Linked DNA regions of Mus musculus: region 1 is linked to region 2. A link is a loop called in an ENCODE intact Hi-C map of the cell type or tissue named here. Cell type or tissue: heart. All regions are shown on one strand. Links, peaks and the distances in the headings refer to the core of each region. The heading gives the core; the rest is flanking DNA.

Region 1 (9,894 bases), core at 3,780-6,279, 440 kb before region 2:
CTGAGCCAAATAAATAACAATGCCCTCCCTGAAAGTTGGATGTGATGGAAGAAGAAAGTAATATTATTAATCATACAATAATCCTGTCTATGATAATTTGTTCTCCTTTTAATTTGTGTAGACATATCCTCTTCACTGAGTTTATACAACAAACAATAACAGCAAACCAAGGATCAATGTATGATGTTTATGGCACCAATCCTCTTCTAGAAACATTAACTGTAGTTCTTTTGTGATAAAAACCCAAACTGAAATCAAATAAAGACACATAGTGGCTCCACTGGAGGTTCAAATTTCAATTCCTTTATAAAATTGATGATACTACAATAAAATAATACTTAATCACAGAAAATAAATGATGAGTAAGACTGAACAAGCCAAGTATTAACAGGAAAATGGACTTTTTCGATGGTGGTATTTTGAGAGATAGTGGTATTTTGGAGAATGAAAACAAAGGAACAAAGCTGGGCATGGTGGCACACACCTTTAATCCCAGCACTCGGGAGGCAGAGGCAGGTAGATTTTTGAGTTCGGGACCAGCTTGGTCTACAAAGTGAGTTCCAGGACAGCCAGGGCTACACAGAGAAACCCTGTCTCCAAAAAACAAACAAAAGGAAGGAAGGAAGGAAGGAAGGAAGGAAGGAAGGAAGGAAGGAAGGAAGGAAACAAAGGAACATTCTAGGTGTGTGGAGATGATGTAGCTCTATTTACTGATTTGGCTGGTAGATATGTGAACAGATGTTAATAGGTATGAGGTTACATTGTTAAGATATATTGCTGACTATAAATCATACTTTAATAAAAGCATGAGAAATAAAATTACATTGCTTAATATTGACAATAATTCAGCATTTGCATTCATTATTTCATTTAATCTTCACAATTATCTTATGTTACATTATTATTAGCTCAGTTTTTAGACAGAACTGAAGTAAGAAGACAACATTTCTGGGGTCACAACACATGTTAGTATTTTGTAGACTGAGCACTAGAATGTAAACTTCTCTGGTTCGTGAGACTGCATGTTTCTCTGGCCCCAAGTTATCCCTAATGACAGGGACTGCATGGGACAGAATACAATGATGGGACTGTGCAAAAGAAGATATAGAAGCATCAATGCAATACAAATATTCTCAAAATCATAGAGTTCTTGGGACTTCAGCAAGTTTTAGTTTATGATTTATGGATGTATAATGCTTTTAACAGTAAATACTACATTGTTCCCCAAAGTGCTATCAAGATGAGCTATGTGACTGTTGAATATTTTGTAAGATCAATGAGTGTCAAAATGTGTCAGTTGTCATTTCCTGACTATCTCTACATTTTGAAAACATTCTGCTGTATACTGCCAGAATACTAACCCATCCTCAAAACCAATCCTGTGGGTAAAAACAAAACCATAATTCATTATCTTATATGTGATCCTTCAGAATGACTTAAAAGTAATAAAACATGACACATCTCAAAATTGAAATGGATTCTGTAGGTTAGGCACTAATTGGATGAATCGTTACATGCAGTGTTCTACAATAAATATAGTACCCTCAGGTGTACACATCTAAGTCATTATGGCCATGCAGGAGTTATTTGTGCTACTGTTAAGACTCTTAAATGCATGGCATTGAAGTGGCTTGCATTCTTTAGGAAGTACTTAAATTCCTTTTGGCCCTTACTTCAGTAGCATCCTTGAGAAGCCAGCACCCTCATGCTGCCTCTACACAGTGCTTACTGCTTGACACATCTCAGTTCAATCAGTGCTCTGAAGGCCCAACATTTTAGTGGATAACTGTATAGCAGTCCCTGCATTTTCTCCCAGCCTTGTGTCATCTTTGTTTACATAGAAGATCATTTAGTTAATTTTGTTAAAAAACAAGGAAATGAAAAAAATTAGAACAAGTGACTTTTATCTTAATTTCTTCCATAATACCATGAAGTTGCTGGCACCCTTGCTATTGCTTTCCTTGTAAAGTTCTGTAAAGGACAGTCCTTTGGGTACAAGATTTATTTCTGAAACTACCCAGTTCTCTCTGGTCTCTTCCAGTCTCTTGCAGTTAATGGATTGGCATAATTAGTTCTTCTAGGAGTCTCATTTTTCTTCTTCAGCCATTTTGTTCTCATCATTTTATCTTAAAAGTCCCCCCCCAAAAAGAACTGAATTTGCACTGAAAACAAAAAAATCCCTTTTGATTTCAAGTCACTGTGTGAGTCCCATCTACCTCTCACTCCTTTCACAGACAGTATTTGGGACATGGTAGTAAATATTTCTCTTTCATATGTTCAAGCAAGAATCTATGCTTAGAGGCCAGGGACAATTGTTCCTCTTACAGAGGACCCTGGTTCAGTTGCCACCATACACATAGTGGCTCATGACCATCCCTAATGTCTTAGGGCATCCAATACCCTCTTCTGACCTCCAAGGGCAGCAGGCAGGCACATAGTACACATGCATACATGCAGAGAAGCATTCTTACACATAAAAACAAATAATTCAAAAATTTTTGAAATCATATTAATTTATTCTCAGTTTTCTCCCCTCTTTTAAAACAATCCCCTTCATTGACAAAACTTTTCTTTTTAGGAAAATCAGTTTTCTCTTTCCTTTCTGCTCCCAGTGGGCACGCTGCACACCAGTCCTTCCTGTTCTTGGTGCTGCTGGCTGTGACCTCTTTCTGCCTTCCCTCTACTGGAGGCTCAGTGCAGACCCTTACACCCCCAGCATTTCTATCTATACCTTCTTCATCCCCTTTGCCACTTTCCTTCTTGTTCATATTTTTAATTTTAGGCATACCTCTTACAGGTTTCATGAGTATTTCTTCATCTGTCAATGGACTATTTATCATTAGAATCCACATTCATTTAAATAATTTTGGTCTTCAGATCCTAGGCTATATATTTTCCTTCTAGAGGGCTTTCTCTGAGTTAGAGATTTCCTGAAATACACTACCTAGTGAAATGCCTATGAGCCCTTAATTGCCTACTTTGCATTTCTCTGAAATTTTCTGTTGCATCTTTGTAATGTGTGTGAGTAGTGGGGTATGTTGCATTTATGTGAGTGTGGGCATGTGCTCCTAGCACATATGCAGAAGCCAGAAGATGACTTTCAGAATTGGGTTGGTTCCCACAGTTTCAAATTATGGTGCTCAGTGCTAGGTCACCAAGCTCATATTCCAGTCTCCTTTACTTGTTGAACCGTCACACTGACACTCAGCTTTGTAAAGTCAATATATTACCTGCTTTTCCTTTACAGATGTATCTAACATACATATTACAGAAACTTGCACATGTCAATTATTCAAAATGTCAAGAGAAATTCACCTTTCCTTGTGCTAGTACTGTAATACATATAACAGATTAACAACTGAATGGAGGAAAATGTAGATCCATTTTCAACGAACAAACATTTTACTTTCTTATGTGTGCTATTAGGTCTTAGGAAAAGTTTCTATGTTTATGAAACCAAGTTTGAGATTTTAGTTGGAAATTCATTACTTCTATGAACTACATGTGAAACAACTAACATCTGTAAGACTGTGGTTCCTTTTTACACTAACGATTGTGCCTTTCCAGTTATCTGTGACTCTAGTGAAAAAATTAGTATGACATCTTCTCTTAACAAACTATATATTTTCTTGTCGATTTTTTACGGGCACAGTTGCTATCAAGAGGGTTTCTTTTTATTATACTTGATAGTGTGATGCTTTGATTGTGCACATATTAGGTGGCTCTCTGTTTATACTATAGGCTTTCCAAGGCTCAGAAACCATTAAGGATGAGGGGTAAAAAGACTGTACAACCCAGAAGTGGTGCATGACTGTAAGGAAACTGTATCATCTAGACACTGCAAGACAACTGCACATATGAACTCACAGAATTAATGACAACCTGCGTAAGATCTGTGCAAACCCTAGCCAGGGCACATCCTGGCACAGAGAGGAAAGGTGGACACAAAGCCCTATCTTCTAGCTAAGGAGTTTTATTGAAAATTGATAGCTGCTCAGAGAATAGGGAGTTTTTTGTAAGAGTGTTGGCTCTGGTAAGTCTACTGCTCTAGATGAAAGCCTCACATTAAGAATATAAGGGCAGTAGAAATTAGACTTGATGCATGAAAAACTAAAACAAGACAAAGGAAAAAAAACACAACAAAAAGAGAACAAAACTGGCAGCTAAGGGTGGGTTGGCACATGTGGAAGGAGTTGGGGATGGTTGTGAATATGTTAAAAACTTAGCTCATGAAATTCAAAAACAAACAGACAGTTATCATGAAATAACCTCAAAATGAAGTGGGATTTGAAATTTTGTAGGTAATAGCTCAAGTGAAGGTGAGGTATAGTTTAAATTATAGTAATTTTTAAAAAGATACAATAATATCAAAGAATGGATGCAGAAAATGTGATATATTGACACAAGAGTATATTACTCAGCTGCTAGGAAAAAATGGCATCATGAAATCTGCAGGCAAATAAATGAACTAGAAAAAAAATCTTCCTGAGCAAGGCAACCCATATTCAGAAGACCAACTAGAAATGTCCTCACTTATAAGAGGAAATTAGCTGTTGATTAAAGGGAAATCACACAATAATCCACAGACCCAGACAAGAAAATTAAGAAGGAGAGCTCTAGGGGGCACCTAGATCTCTCTAGGAAGGAAAAATTGAAGAGACTTTGTAGGTGGACTGCAAACAAGTATGGATGAAAACAGGAGGGACCAGGACAAGGTTGGGAAGGCAGGGATGAAAAGAAAGGAGAGAGGGAGAGAGGGGGAGGGGGAGGGGGAGGGGGAGGGGGGGGAGGGGGAGGGAGAGGGAGAGGGAGAGGGAGAGGGAGAGGGAGAGGGAGAGGGAGAAGCCTGGAATAAGGGGTGTTAAGGGGCCATGTGGAAACCTAATGCAGTGGAAACATCCTGGAAATTATGAGAGTAACCCTAGCGAGGACCCCGAGTAATTGAGGATTTGGAATTCGAACTGGTCTTCTTTAACCAGTGAAGGCTCTGGGACATCAATTCAGCCAGGAAACCTCCCACACCTATTCTGTCTGTAAAATGTGCTGGGGCAATGGAGGATCAGAGCTTGTTGGAGTGACCAACCAATGATCAGTCTAACTTGGGGCCCCAGCCACAAGAGGGAGCCCATGCCTAACACTGAATAGCAAGAAACCTAAAGCTAGATGGCTCAGAAACCTAGGGCAGAATCTGATGTGAGTTACAAGACAAGGAGGAGGAGGAGGAGGAGGAGGAGGAGGAGGAGGAGGAGGAGGAGGAGGAGGAGGAGGAGGAGGAGGAGGAGGAGGAGAAAAGTCAATGAAATGATATTTTTATTTCTATATGCATATTTCTGTGCCTCGCCCAGTTGACACCAGAGAGGTTTCCTCTGGCAGCTGATGGAAGCAGTTCAGGAGGCCCACACCCAAACATTAGGCGAAGCTTGGGGTGCCCCATGGGAGAGGAAACATTGAGGGAGCAAGGGTCGGGGACGTGAGGAGAACATGGCCCACAGAATCAACTAAGCATGGCTCATAGAAACTGAAGCAGTAAGCACAAGGCATGCATGGGTCTGTGCTAGGTTCTCTGCATACATCCTGTGGTTACTTAGCTTGGGGATTTTGTGGAGCTCCTAACAGTAAGAGTGTGGGTATCTTTGATTCCTTTGCCTGTTCTTGGGACCCTTTTCATATTCAGTTGCCTCATCTAGCCTGGAAATGAGGGATTGTGCCTAGTCTTACTATCATTTGTTATGCCATATATTTTTTATATCACTGAGAGGTCTGCTCTTTTCTGAAGAGAAAGAGAGAAGCAGTGGATCAGTGGGAGAGGAAAAGGGAGGAGTGGAAACAGAGAGGCTGACATTGGCATGTATTTTAGGAAAGAAGAATAAATAATAAATAAAAAGGAAAATATAATTGGAAAAAGGAAAAGGTAATATAATTGTATTAATATAGAAAAACATCTATTGTTCAAAACATTTGCTATTTTACTACATAGCATATAGGATAAAAACAGATGAAAGAATGTCTATATTGTGTAGCCAAAATGTAACTGTGTTGTTTGTCTTACGATAGACATGAAAATGTTTACTATTATTGAAACATGATGGAACATTTTTATCATGGTTTCTGAAATAACTATTTATATAGTACAAACATGATAATTAAAATAACCCATCTTAGTGACACTATTTCACACTTTGGGCTTAATGTAGCCTTGTTCTTTACAGTGTGTACAGAGATTTTTTTCAGACATCATTTTGTAGGATGTGTAGGGCATAGTCTGTTGATGACAAAACATAATGACTGATACTTTGAGTCCCCTTTATGGTCAAATTAAATGACTTTGGAGGAATCTGGAGTAAGGTTCACTATTTGTCACGTAAATACAATACAGTTAGAATATTTATCTGAAATACATAGTTTTCTGTGAATTGAAATTAGTCTTTGCTGAAATAGTATTTTATGATTAAATACTTTTTGAGCAATTTTAAAGGTCCTTTTCTAGGAGACATTTTACCGTTATATGGTGTTACCAACATGGACCTCGGGGGTAGGTTTTCATAGTTTACAGGTTGGGTTTATTCATATTTGTTACAACCTTTACTCTACAGAGGAAATGGAAACAGGATGGCATTCACAATGCCTACCCTGCTATTTGAAGACTATGTCTCTCAGTATTAAGTCAATTGTGCATTCAACTCTACTATACTCTATGCTATGAAAAGTTGCTTCTTGTTATGTCTCTCAAGCATAAAGGAGTGGACACAGTTCTCTGTGGATTAGTGTATTAATGACACAAGCAACTTTTATTACTCTTCAGAAAAGTTCATCACAGTGCAATGTGATGTTGGTAGCACAGTACTACACACGTGCATACCAAAAATCCCTTGGTCACAATTGGACCCTTTACTTTGGTATTGTATACCAAAGGTACAGGGTCAAAATTTCCCACAATTCTACTTGCTGTGGTGATTATTATCTATAGATGTCCACAAGTCTGATGATGTTAAATGGAAGGCACCAGAAATAAACATTTATGTTTTTAAACTGTGAATTCTTTGGAGTGTGATAAAATGTTGTGTCATCCTTTTTTGCCACACTGGGATGCCAGTGATCCATTTTTCCTGAATTTCTGAGCAGTATACACTACATGTGGGCCAGTCATTTATCAGCTGTCTTACACATACGATTAAATCTTTTCGTACTTTAGAGCTTGGAAGCACACAGCCCTTGTTTGGACTCCAAGTGAAAGGCAGTAGGGCAGGAATTTCAGAGATGCTGAAGACACAAAGTGCTTCCGTTGAATGAAAGCACAAACAATGGAGAAAATTAGAACATTCGTGTAAGTTTTATGACAGTATATTGTGATCATTAATGCATTTTATTACTGTTGTGGTTTACCTTTTATGTCTAATATATGAATTGTGTTTTACCATAGGTATACATGTATGAAAATTCATAATTGGAAAGAGGTTGCAAATACTTTTAGTTTCCACTTTATGCATTTTCTAGGAATGTTCAACGATGTTTCTCTTGCATGGAAGCATAAGCCTGAGCATTAAGATCTGTTGCCTACCACTTGGTTCTCCATTTTGAAGCAATGGGATAGTATTATCTCCACTTCCACAAGATTTAATTAGTTTTGTGAGTCTAGCAGTCCATTCAATTTCCAAAGCTCCATGAATTTACAACATATGATTAATTAGATTTTTTATTTACTTTATTTACATTTCAAATGCTGTCCTCTTTCCTGGTCTCCCCTCTGAAAACCCCCATCTCCTCCTACCCCCCCTGCTCACAGCATTGAGTAATTACCAGATGCTGGGAAAAGGAGAGTCAGTTTTCTTTAAGAGTGTTACCACTGTCTGGTTTTCACCTGTGCTGGGAGTGGAGCCTCAGGGAGGAGCCTCAACTCTGCATCCAAACCAACACAGCCCACACCTCAGTTGCAGCTCAAGAGCTCAGGGGTTCTGACACATCCAGGAAAGCAAGAGCACAGGCTCACAGGAAGGAGAGGCTCCAGTCAGAGAAAGGGAGACCAGATAACACCAGAGATAACCAGTTAGGAAGAGGTAAGCAAACAGTCATCAATGGAAGGAGAGGCCCTGGGTCTTCTAAAGGCTTTATAACCCAGAGTAAGGGAATGCCAGGGCCAGGAAACAGGTGTGGGGTGGGGTGGTGAGCAGGGGGAGTAGAAGGGTATGGGGGTTTTCAGAGGGGAGACCAGGAAAGAGGACAGCATTTGAAATGTAAATAAAGTAAATAAAAAATCTAAAAGAAGAAGAAGAAGAAGAAGAAGAAGAAGAAGAAGAAGAAGAAGAAGAAGAAGAAGAAGATAAGCAACAGAAACCAACCTGACTTGGCAACATCAGAACCCATTTTTCCTACCATAAAAAGCCCTGGATACCCCAACACACCTGTAAAACAAGATTCATATCTAAATTCTCTTTTCAAGAAGATAATAGAGGACTTTAGGAAGAACATAAATAACTTCCTTAAGGAAATACAGGGGAAGACAAGTAAACAGGTAGAAACCTTTAAAGAGGAAACCATAAACCCCCTAAAGAAATGCAGGAGAACACAGTCAAAAAAGTAAAGGAATTGAACAAAACCATCCAGGATATAAAAATGGAAATAGAAATATTGAAGAAAACGCAAGGGGAGACAGCCCTGGAAATGAAAAATCTAGAAAAAAAAGAATAGGAATCACAGATGCAAGTATCACCAACAGAGTACAAGAAGAAGATGCCATAGAAAACATCAACACAACAGTAAAAGAAAATTCAAAATGCTAAAAGCTTCTGATCCAAAACATCCAGGAAATCTAGGTCACAATGAGAAGACTAAACCTAAGAATAATAGGTATAGGAGATAATTTGCAAACCACATAAAGCTCAAAAAGAAGGAAGACAAAAATGTGGATACTACAATCCTTAGGAGGGGGAACAAAATACACATGGAAGGAGTTACAGAGACAAAGTGTGGAGCAGAGACTGAAGGAATGACCATCCAAAAACTGCCCCATTTGGGGATCCATCCCATAAACAACCACCAAACACAGACACTATTGCAGATGTCAACAAGAGCTTGCTTACAGGAGCCTGATATAGCTGTCTCCTGAGAGGCTCTGCCAGTGCCTGACTAATACAGAAGTGGATGTTCACAGTCATCCATTAGATGGAGCACAGGGTCCCCAATGAAGGAGCTAGAGAAAGTACCCAAGGATCTAAAGGGGTTTGCAGCCCCCTAGGAGGAACAACAATATGAACTAACCAGTACCCCCAGAGCTCCCAGGTATTAAAACACAAATCAAAGAAAATACACAAAGGGACTCGTGGCTCTGGCTACACATGTAGCAAAGGACTACCTAGTTGGTCATCAATGGGAGAAAAGGTCCTTGGTCCTGTGAATGTTCTATGCCCCAGTATCCCTATACTGCCTGGGCCAGGAAGCGGGAGTGTATGGTTTGGGGAGCAGGTGGTAGTGGGAGAATATAGGGGGGTTTTGGAGGAGAAACTAGGAAAGGAGATAACATTTAAAATATAAATAAAAATATCTAATAATAATAAAAAAGAAGAGAGTGGAGATTCTTAACTCAAAGGGCCAGCAAACATCTTCAACAAAATTATAGAAGAAACAATCCCTTACCTAAAGAAAGAGATGCCCCAAAACACACAAGAAGCCTACAGAAAGCCAAAGTCATGGGATCAGAACAGAAATTCCTCCTGTCAAACAATAATTAAAACACAAAATACAAAGAATAAAGAATATCGAATGCAGTAAGGGATAAAAGTCAAAAACATATAAAGACAGACCTATCAGAATTATACCAGTCTTCTCAACAGAGACTCTAAAAGCGAGAAGATCCTGGGTACAGACCCTAAGAGAACAAAAATTCCAGCTCAGTCTACT
Region 2 (9,894 bases), core at 4,892-7,391:
TGCTTAAATCATCTTCCTGAAGATTCACATCAGTGAGGCATACATTACCAATGTTCTGTTTAATATTCATTATGATCTCCTCGGTGGTTCTCCTCCCTAATGAGAGTGCAGCATCTGAATTACTCACCTACTTGTGCTGAACTTAACAAACACAGCTTATTCCTGCATAGCACATATTTAAAAAAACTCTTGCTACACTAAACGATTTCACATATGTTTATATAAACTGCCATCAACTTTGCAAACATATTACTCTGGGTTCAGTTTATTGAAAAACTCAATTTTTTATTAATTTTTGAGGGATTTTTCACAGTATAGCTGAGGCTGGCCTGGGACGCACAGCCTTCTTGTTAGCATCCTGAATGCTGGGTTATAGATATATGCTTCAATACATGGTATAGATATGATTTTCAAGAAATTTATATCCAGAATCTTAAAGAGCTCCATTGTTCTATAGCATCAAATAGTACATACTTAATGTTCTTTGTATGAGAGAGAGAATATTTTGCAGCCAAGGATCATGGTGATCATTCTGCCTCAGTCTTCTAAATTATAGACACGTTCCACCATGTCTGACATCATAGGCAAATTTGACTCCATTCATACCTTTTAATTGAACCATGCATATATTTCCTGATTATCAATTCAGTTTATTGTAAGGCAACACACTCCTTTCTTTGCTCTTAAAGACTTGTGTATTTGAGGGTTGAAGGGTAGAAGAATCAGTAAACTGTTCCCTATGCATGCAAAACTGTCCTGAGGCACAGCACCCATATTAGTCTAGTGCTATCAAATCAGACACAGGGAGATTCCTGAGGCCGGCTGGCCAGGCAGCCTGCATACAAATGAAACTTAAACTTAAGCGGTATCAAGTTGGGTTAAGGGAAAGTAAATGGATCATGAGGGAAACAAGCTGTCCAACTCCAGAAAAGGAATGCATTTGATTCCTCTGTGGAGTTGGCTTTGCTCACTCTACCCTCAGTGTTATCAGCTCTAAAGCCGCGCCAGTGGTTACCATATGACCTGAAATTCCTTGTAAACATAGAAAATGTGTCAGGGGACATGAAGGAAAGGATGGAGTGGCTCCAGATGGAGGTTGGCTGATGTTTCATCTTTTCCTGAGGATCAATCCTAGGAAATAAGAACATCCTCTGCTTCCTAAGACAAATATCTCAGGAACAGCTATGTCTTAGGCTTGGAGGGGAAAAGGCTTATCCTTACAGTACCCTGTCAGTTGGGAGGATAGTGTTACAGGGGTGTAATACACATACGTTCTCAGAAGGCAGTCCAGAGAGCAAATGGAGTGTCCAATAGGAAATATGAGAGAAATGGTTAATGTTTCCTCAGCTCTTGCCAAACATGCATATTTTGCATTTTCTTCCTAGTTAATGTTTCTGTTCACTTAAAGTGTCTGCTTTTCTCTTCATTGAATACTTATGCTAAGAGCATTTAGGAATGTCAGAGGAAGAAGATAAAAATTTTAAATTAATCTATCAAATACAGTCTTGCAAAGCATATGGAAATATGCATTGAAATGAATGGTGGGTCAAAAGAAATAAAACTCTATTTTATCATTCATCTCAAAGTCAAAGGTAATATTTGATTTTATGATCAGTTAAATCAAATTATATACAGGAATATGCATCCTTCAACTTATGTAAAATGATTTTATAACAAGTGGATGTAATTGATTGTATAAACATTATATTGTCTCCATGTCACTGGAATAATTAAGGAATTTCACTATTTATTTTTGTAAGAATTTCAAAAGAAAAATCTAAACAGAAGGCCCAGGTTTTCTCTTTAATTTTAAGAAGGGAGCTGAGATAATGATTTTATTTTTATTGCTGATACACATTTTGGTCCATCAAAAATCAAATGAAGCGGCATATTTCCACCTGAAATGGCATATTTGTCAATTATATGCTTAGTTTGTATTTTCCCCCTCATATTATGTTGTGTTAATATGCTGATGAATAGGATTTTAGGCTAAATTTTTAATTTGAAATATTTTAATGCTCTTCTATTAATTTAACTAAGAGAATTGCTTGAGGGGCAGAAAGCAGTATTAAAAGGATTTTAAAATGCTTACATATCTATATAAATGCCTGTTTACTAAAAATGACAACTGGGAAGCAGTTGGTATTGAGATAAATATAAGCCATAACTCCTCTGCTTAAATATATTAGCATTTTACATATTACACGTATGGAATTAATATTATGCCCGCTCTTAGATAGTGCTGCAAAATGTCATATAATACCCAAAGAAGTTTGATGGGAATAAACATGTTTAAAATGTAAAATCACTTTTTTAATTTCTCAGTTTTATATTCCCAGCCATGCTCTAAGTCCATTTGTATTTTAATGCTCTAATTATGAAGTTGACTTAAACATGCAGAAATGGGAGCCTTTGGGACATTATTATTTGTTGATTCTACAATTTTTTGTCAGAAGCAGTCACTACACATGACTCAACATCTGTTTCTTCCTCTAATTCAATTACTTATTTCTCCAAACATGCAGTTATCCTTATAATTGTTTTTTTCTAATAGAAAAGAAGAACATATCCCTTGTCGTGCATGCAAATGCTGTAGAATCTTTATATAACAAGAGCATCAGTCAGAAAAGAAGCCTCTAATTTAAACATGAATATTTTTAGACAAAAAAATTATGGTCTCTGGAGCCACTGTACCTGTCTCCTTGTCCTAGACCAAGTGCTAGCTACTGGCTTGATATTCCAGTGAAGTGCACACCTCAGCCTCTATACATGCATATATGGAAACGTATACATGCATATATGGAAACGTATACATGCATATATGGAAACGTAAAGCCTCTCTCCTGAGGTTATCAAGACAAGCAACGCCATGTGAAGTACTTAGTACAATTTTTGACATAGATGAATAGTAAACCTGAAGGAAAGAACAGTTTCACATACATTTTATATACATATGCTTTTTAATATGTGTGAGAAGGGGTTTTGCTATATAGCTAAAGCTGGCCACAAACATTTATTATCATCTCCCCATCAGCATCCTGAATACTGAGATAACAGTTATATTATTATGCTTGCTCTGAAACACTACATTTTTTTTTTACAACAAAGTAATTGTCATAGTATAGGAATATCATTCCATTATGTGTAATGTGTTGGTATTTTTAACTTAAATATATCTCATTAAAAGTATATCTTGACAGTACTTTTAATTCTTTATAGCAATTTAGAATGGACAAACATATTTATAAATGACTGCAGAACTGCTCAGCTGAATCCTGTGGAGGTTCCATAACAGCTTAAAGATACATATCAATGAAGGATGTTTCAAGATATACAAATACCTCTTAACAGTACATAGACCAATCCTTCCACTTACCTCAGCAGCACAAAATATTGTCACATACTCTGCTATAACAGAAATAAAAAGGTGATTCTTCAATTTATACTCTGTGAAATTAGGCATAATCTTACATTTTTCATTTTTCATTTTTTTGTTTAGTAATGACTTGCATTTATAATATATGTGTTTGGGAGATGGACAGATGGCTCAGCAGTTAATAGCACTGGGTAGTCTTTCAGAGAACCTAGGTTCAATTCCTAGTACCCACAGTGTAGTTCTCAACTATTTATAATTCTTGTCCCAGGGTATCTGAAACCTTCTTGTGGCCTCGGTGGCCACCAGGTATGCATGTTTACATAGATAAACATACAGGTGAAATGACCAAACACATAAAATACACTAAAAATAAAATATGGGAAAAACACAGAAAATCCTTTTGTTTTTTTTCATAGTATTTTCCAAAAATTCATCGTATATAAAATATAATTGTTTGAAATTGTTGGTTAAATTAGTAAATCAGACAGATGATCTCATTGTTCTAGAATATTCTGTAAAATTGAAAAGATTCCATGGCACCTCTAAGAATTGCAAAGCATCTTAGCCCTATGTAGACTAATCTGGGAGTTCAAGGTTCATAACATGTGTTCTGATAAGAATTGTTTCCTCAAAATCTCCTTTTGTTTTACATATGGCACCAATTTCATAATTCATCTCTGAATTTGCAGTTTGCCTATTCATCTATGCTAGCTTTTTTATTGTTAATTACCTGCCTGCTTGGTTCTTAATTCTGTTGTTGGTATTAGCCCAGAAATTTAGAATACCCAAGATACAATTTGCAAAACACATGAAACTCAAGAAGAAGGAAGACCAAGGTGTGGATACTTCATTCCTTCTTAGAATGGGGAACAAAATACCCCTGGATGGAGTTACAGAGACAAAGTTCGGAGCAGAGCCTGAAGAAATGACCATCCAGAGACTGCCCCATTTGGGGATCCACCCCATAAACAACCACCAAACCCAGACACTAGGCAGATGCTAACAAGAGCCTGCTGACAGGAACCTGATAGAGCTGTCTCCTGAGAGGCTCTGCCAGTGCCTGGCAAATACAGAAATGGATACTCACAGTCATCCATTGGACAGACCACAAGGTCCCCAGTGAAGGAGCCAGAGGGGAGCTGAAGGGGACTGAAGCCCTATAGAAGGAACTTTAATATAAACTAACCAGAACGCCCAGAGCTCCTTGGAACTATTCCACCAACCAAAGAAAACACATGGTAGAACTTGTGGCTCTTGCTATATATGTAGCAGGGGATGGCCTAGTCGATCATCAATGGGAGGAGAGGCCCTGGGTCCTGTGAAGGCTCTAGGCCCCAGTTTAGGGGAATGCCAGTACCAGGAATGGGAGTGGGTGGGTTGGGGAAAAAGGGGAGGGGGGAGGAAATAGGGGATTTTTGGAGTGGAAACTAGAAAAGGGGATAACATTTGAAATGTAAATAAAGAAAATATCTAATTAAAAAGTTTGTTGTTACTCCAGCTCCTTGCTTTACTATGAGGATTACATGTAGCCCCTAACCTCTCTTCCACTCACGCTATTATATAGCTTCTGTTGTTCAGATGAGGAAAGCAGTCCCTAGTCTAGGTTACCCACCAGTTTGAACTGCTCGATTAATTCTTAGAGTCATAATCTTTCACTCATTAAAACATGGCTTCTATACTTAAGCACTTCATTCTCTATGACTACCACTAGCAAAATTGCTTCAATATGAAATGAACACGGATAATATAGTAAAACAAATCAGTTAGAGTCACTGATGTATATATACACAAATATCAAGTTATATTTGGTTTCTTGATAACAAGAAAGCCAAGAAAAATACATTAGAAACACAGCTCACAGTATATCATAATTTCAATGAAGTTAACATTTTGGAAAATACAACATTATCTTGTGTCCATGATAGCTAACATTTCACCAAGCAATTTCAAAAAGATTATTTTATATCTTTCATTTAGATATGAATGTTCATGGACATTTTGCCAAGTAACTGGGCTAAATAACAGCAGGATACATAAAATAAAAAATAATTGAGTTTTAGATTTCTTTTTCCAGGATGATACACAAAACAATTTTAATATACTAATCCATTTTAAACTTTTTCCCATGGACTCATTGTTTAATAAAATACTCTTTGCAAGGCAAAATCCTTAAAAATGGCTAAGACAATTGTATTTGAAATGAACATTTACCTGTTTCTCCTTGTCATTTTACAGTGCCTGTGTATATTGCCCTAATTTACAAGATTTAAAAATATAATATATTAATATTATCTCATGAATGTAAAAATGTCATAAAAGCACAATAAAAATTTAGTCAATAATATACAACCTTCTGATACTTGCATTCTATACACTATAGAGAAAATTAATAATAGCTAAAAATGGCTGAGCTGCCTTTCAGTATATTTACAAGTGATAGTGAAAGCAAATGTATACACAAACATATTTATCTTTTAACTCAAAATTAAGCAGAGTACCTTCTCAGAAAAAACCCACCACTTAAATTTGAAAAATAAGGCACTGGTGGCTTTGTCTCTGAGTTAAAATTACAAATTAAAGCTTCAAGGAAGACATAGTTCATAGTTTGGAAGAGATAGGACTCCTTTATAGTAAGGTAGAGAGCTCCTTTGCCAAACACCAGCTTCAGTCCTGCTGTAAATTTGACTCTCTTTGGAGCTGTCAGAATCTTCTGCATACAATAATGATCATCGTACTGCATGAGTACACAAACACTTCCTAACAGCACATTCGCTGCCTTTTCGCTGTCTAGAACTTCTCTGAAAATGGAGGTCCCTAGAGAACATTGAGCAATCCCAAGACTTACACAGCTAGCACTCAGTGCTTCTGTCTTACAGGTAGGTTTCCATCTCCCTCTGGTGGCAAAGAGAAATGAGAGCAGGCACACAGGAAATCTGGTGATAAATCAGGCAGCATGAGACGAAGGTCCACAAACTTGATGGAATTAATTTTCCCTCCTTTGGTACATGAATGCGAATTAAAATCACTAAGAATAATAGCAAAATCTTAATCTTTAATCTTGTCAATGTTCTAATATCTTCATAAAGGAGGGCATAAAAAGAGGAAAGAGCCAATATATCTTTGCTTCTTGAAGATTCATATACTTTACTCAATGCTTTCTATTCCTATCTCCTTTTCTCTCTTCCTTCTATACTATCTCTCTTCCTCTCCTTTTCTTTCTGTCCTTGTTTCCTTCCTTCCTCTCTTCCTTCCTTTTGCACTAACCCCCCCCCCCTTTTTTACAGTAATTCAAATTAAGACAAATATACTGGAAAACAATGAACTATAACAGTGTGGTATTAAAAATATGATTTGTTTTTTGTCTGTTTGAAGCAGGATATCTCTGTGTACTCTTGGCTATCCTGAAACTATGTAGGGGCCAGGTTAGACTTGAACTCGTTCATATTGTTCTTCTTTTGTCTCCAGAGATCTGAGGGCTGAGATTACAGGTGTGCACCACCTAGCCTGTCTCAAAATGATTTCTTAAAGTTTGCATCTTGTTCATTTTTATGAGGTCATGCAAACATGATCATTTAAAATGATCTGTATAACTAGTGGACGAAATAACAGCATGGCTCTGATTAGAGTAATTTCAAATTAAGTTGAATGATGAACAAACAGATATTTTTTTTTTTTTGAGGAAAGCCCTTTATTTCACTACGTGTTTGGTGGTTAATATTAGAAATGCTAACACCCTTTCTTAAACTTTTCCCATAAAAAGTTCTGGTTCCATTGAAAGGAAATTATAAAACTTATTCACCATTAATACTCTTCAGAGTAAAAAACAATAGTAGTGATACATAAGTGACATTAATTATGGGCTATCGCTGTTTCAAGAACAACTATGTGAGGCAATAATGGTTTTGCTAACCAAATAAACAACACGAGTCTCCACAGGGGTGAATATGTATCCAGATTATTCACCAAATGAAATTGCTAACTGATCACTTCATCATAAAACACATTACTATTTTTCACAGCTTGTATTATATGGGACAGAATTTTAAAACTGGATTTCTTATTTCCAATTCAGAAAAGGAGGTGATTTCAAATTTTGCCATTCAGAATTCAACATAAGAAAGTTTTATTTATCACAGACATAATATATCTTACAATAATATTGTACAAGGGAAACATTTTATTCCCATATAGTGTGGCTTCAGTACACATGAAAACTATGTGCATGCATGTTTTCCTGGCCCTTCCTTCACTGTTCCTAGATATCTAAAACATGACAGCTTCTTAGATTAATTTGAATAGTTCCTGTTATTTCCATCTTGAGAGCCCTCCAAATTCTAGGTTTCACAGATTTTGGTATAAACATCATATATTTGGAGACTCTATTGTACCACTTACTATTTGTAGAATAGTAGAAATGTTTTCTTTTGGAATAAGTTACAATTGCATCAGTTTGTAGAGGAATTTTAATTTATCAACATGGTTGCCTTGGCAACAGTTCCCATACAAAGTTATGATACTAGAATTCAGACATGGCATATATTACAGGATAATCTATGTGGAATACAGACACACTCATAGGATACACCTTTAATCCCTAACAATGAAGATAAAGTTAGTTTCTAGAAGGAAGCTGCCATGTGACCTCTAATTTAGAGGCTGACAAAGTGACAAGTCAGAGAAAGATTTGGCAGAATGAGTCAGAAATAGGATGTGCCCAACTCATAGGAGAAGAGCAGAGGAAGATATGTGATTTAAGAGCAGGTAGAGAGAGAAAGAAGGAAGGTGGAGTGGTGTGTGGTGGGTCGTATGTGTGTAGGACAGTTTTACCAGGACAGTTTTACAGAGACAGGTTACAGAAGGAACAAACTATACACATGTCAACAGAACTAGCCAGAGAATGAGAAGGAGCCTAAAGAATAGGCCATATTGAAAAAATTAGCATGAGGCCAGAAGGAGCAGTTCAGGCAAAAGCTGAAGGACGCCAGATTGACTCAGTCATCTTTGGAAATTGGCCTTATGGAGCCTAGAAACTTCAAGGCTTAGGTCAGAGCAGAGATTGGGTTTGAACACAGAAAGAAATTCTCTGGTCTTAGCCCATGCCATGTATTCACACAGCCTGGGCTAGACCCTCATCTAGTCACCTCATCCGACAAAATAAAAGCAACAAGATAGATTCTTTTCTTTCCTGTGAAAATGAAGTAAGATGTCCCAGTGTGTCCAGAATAAGTTTGGAAACTAAAAAAAAAATGTTTTATGTACCTCACAAGAACTTTTCACACTGTAGACATATCTACTAAGGGGCTAAATTTTAACTTTCCTTTTAAAGAAGTCAGCTGTCTTAACACCTTTGCATGCTTTTCTCTGTCATCAATGCCAGAGCCATCTTTTCATGGAGTTCATTCTAGTTCTACCAGAATTCTGAGAGATTTGGCTCCAGCTGACTTCCAAGTACAATCCTAGCAAACTGTACTTTCTAGTATTATGCCTCCCGTCTTTCCTTCTTTTGCTCAGTTTTCTTTAAAACTTCATGAAACTTGTATATTTCTCTGATAGTCTCAGAGTGGGAGCTATATATTTCTATCCATGAATAAATTTATGGATAATTTAATAAATGTTATCTCACTGACAAAATTGTTTATACTAAGGTCCCAACAGTTTAGTGTACAACCTTAACTTTATAACTATGACTCTTGTTTAGTCCTAAAATTGTTGATATTTACAAAAATACTTTTGAAGCTATTTTGCAAGTACTTTCTCTCAAAATCCACTTCTGATAGGTCAAGATCAACACCCACTACAACTGTTCATGGCAAAGGTCTTCTGCTTACTCTACCACAAATATCCAACCTATTAAAGTTTCTCTGCCAATTTCTAACACTTTGCTGGTAGATTAAACTATGATGTTACTGGAATTTCAAAATGTGATACCAGAGGATATCATGGACTGGGCAACATAGGTTAAAGGTTAATGTTTCTTATCATATTCATATTTTATATGACTTTATAAAATTGTTTCAATTTACTAATTATTTTGCACACAAGTCTGGTTTTTAAATTTATATGAGGGTATGCCATACATCTATAGATTCTCTGCATGTCCAGAAGAAGGGATAGATCTCTGGAGCTACAGTTCTCAACAGTTGTGACCCTGGAAACTGAATTGAGGACCCTTGATAGAACAGCAAGTACTCTGAGCTCCTCAGCCTTATCTCTACCTCTTATAAATTTCTGTGTCTAAAATATATAATACTCGTGTGTGTGTGTGTGTGTGTGTGTGTGTGAGAGAGAGAGAGAGAGAGAGAGAGAGAGAGAGAGAGAGAGAGAGAGAACATAAAGATGCATGCTGATTTTTGTATACTTCAGTAGTTTTCAAGCACGAACAAACTCTATTGGGTCTTTTCTCTTTCACTATTTTCTCTATAGAATTGCTTCTGTGATTTCTAAAACTGCATATTGCATGTGCCTGCCCACTCTGCAAAAGCTGTTCACCATTGAGAACAAGTTAATTATCTTGCTTA

Evidence for each region. A loop is a pair of places that touch in the nucleus more often than their neighbours do. Peaks named below come from ENCODE experiments on the same cell type or tissue, not always from the same donor. Only the 100,000 strongest peaks of a DNase experiment are listed, where the experiment ranks them.
Region 1: it touches region 2 in a loop (15-fold over the local background); 11 of 42 quality-filtered maps call a loop at or near these places.

What each region holds. Positions count from the first base shown.
Region 1 is chr4:77,078,258-77,088,151 of GRCm38, forward strand. All of the region lies in intron 7 of Ptprd (protein tyrosine phosphatase, receptor type, D), which reads right to left. Among named protein-coding and RNA genes, the nearest start is that of Gm38646, 230 kb to the right of the region's middle. In heart, for the core only: a CTCF peak has its summit at 5,113 (motif pointing right); no DNase peak of the experiment used is centred there.
Region 2 is chr4:77,513,158-77,523,051 of GRCm38, forward strand. All of the region lies in intron 4 of Ptprd (protein tyrosine phosphatase, receptor type, D), which reads right to left. Among named protein-coding and RNA genes, the nearest start is that of Gm38646, 210 kb to the left of the region's middle. In heart, for the core only: a CTCF peak has its summit at 6,277 (motif pointing left); no DNase peak of the experiment used is centred there.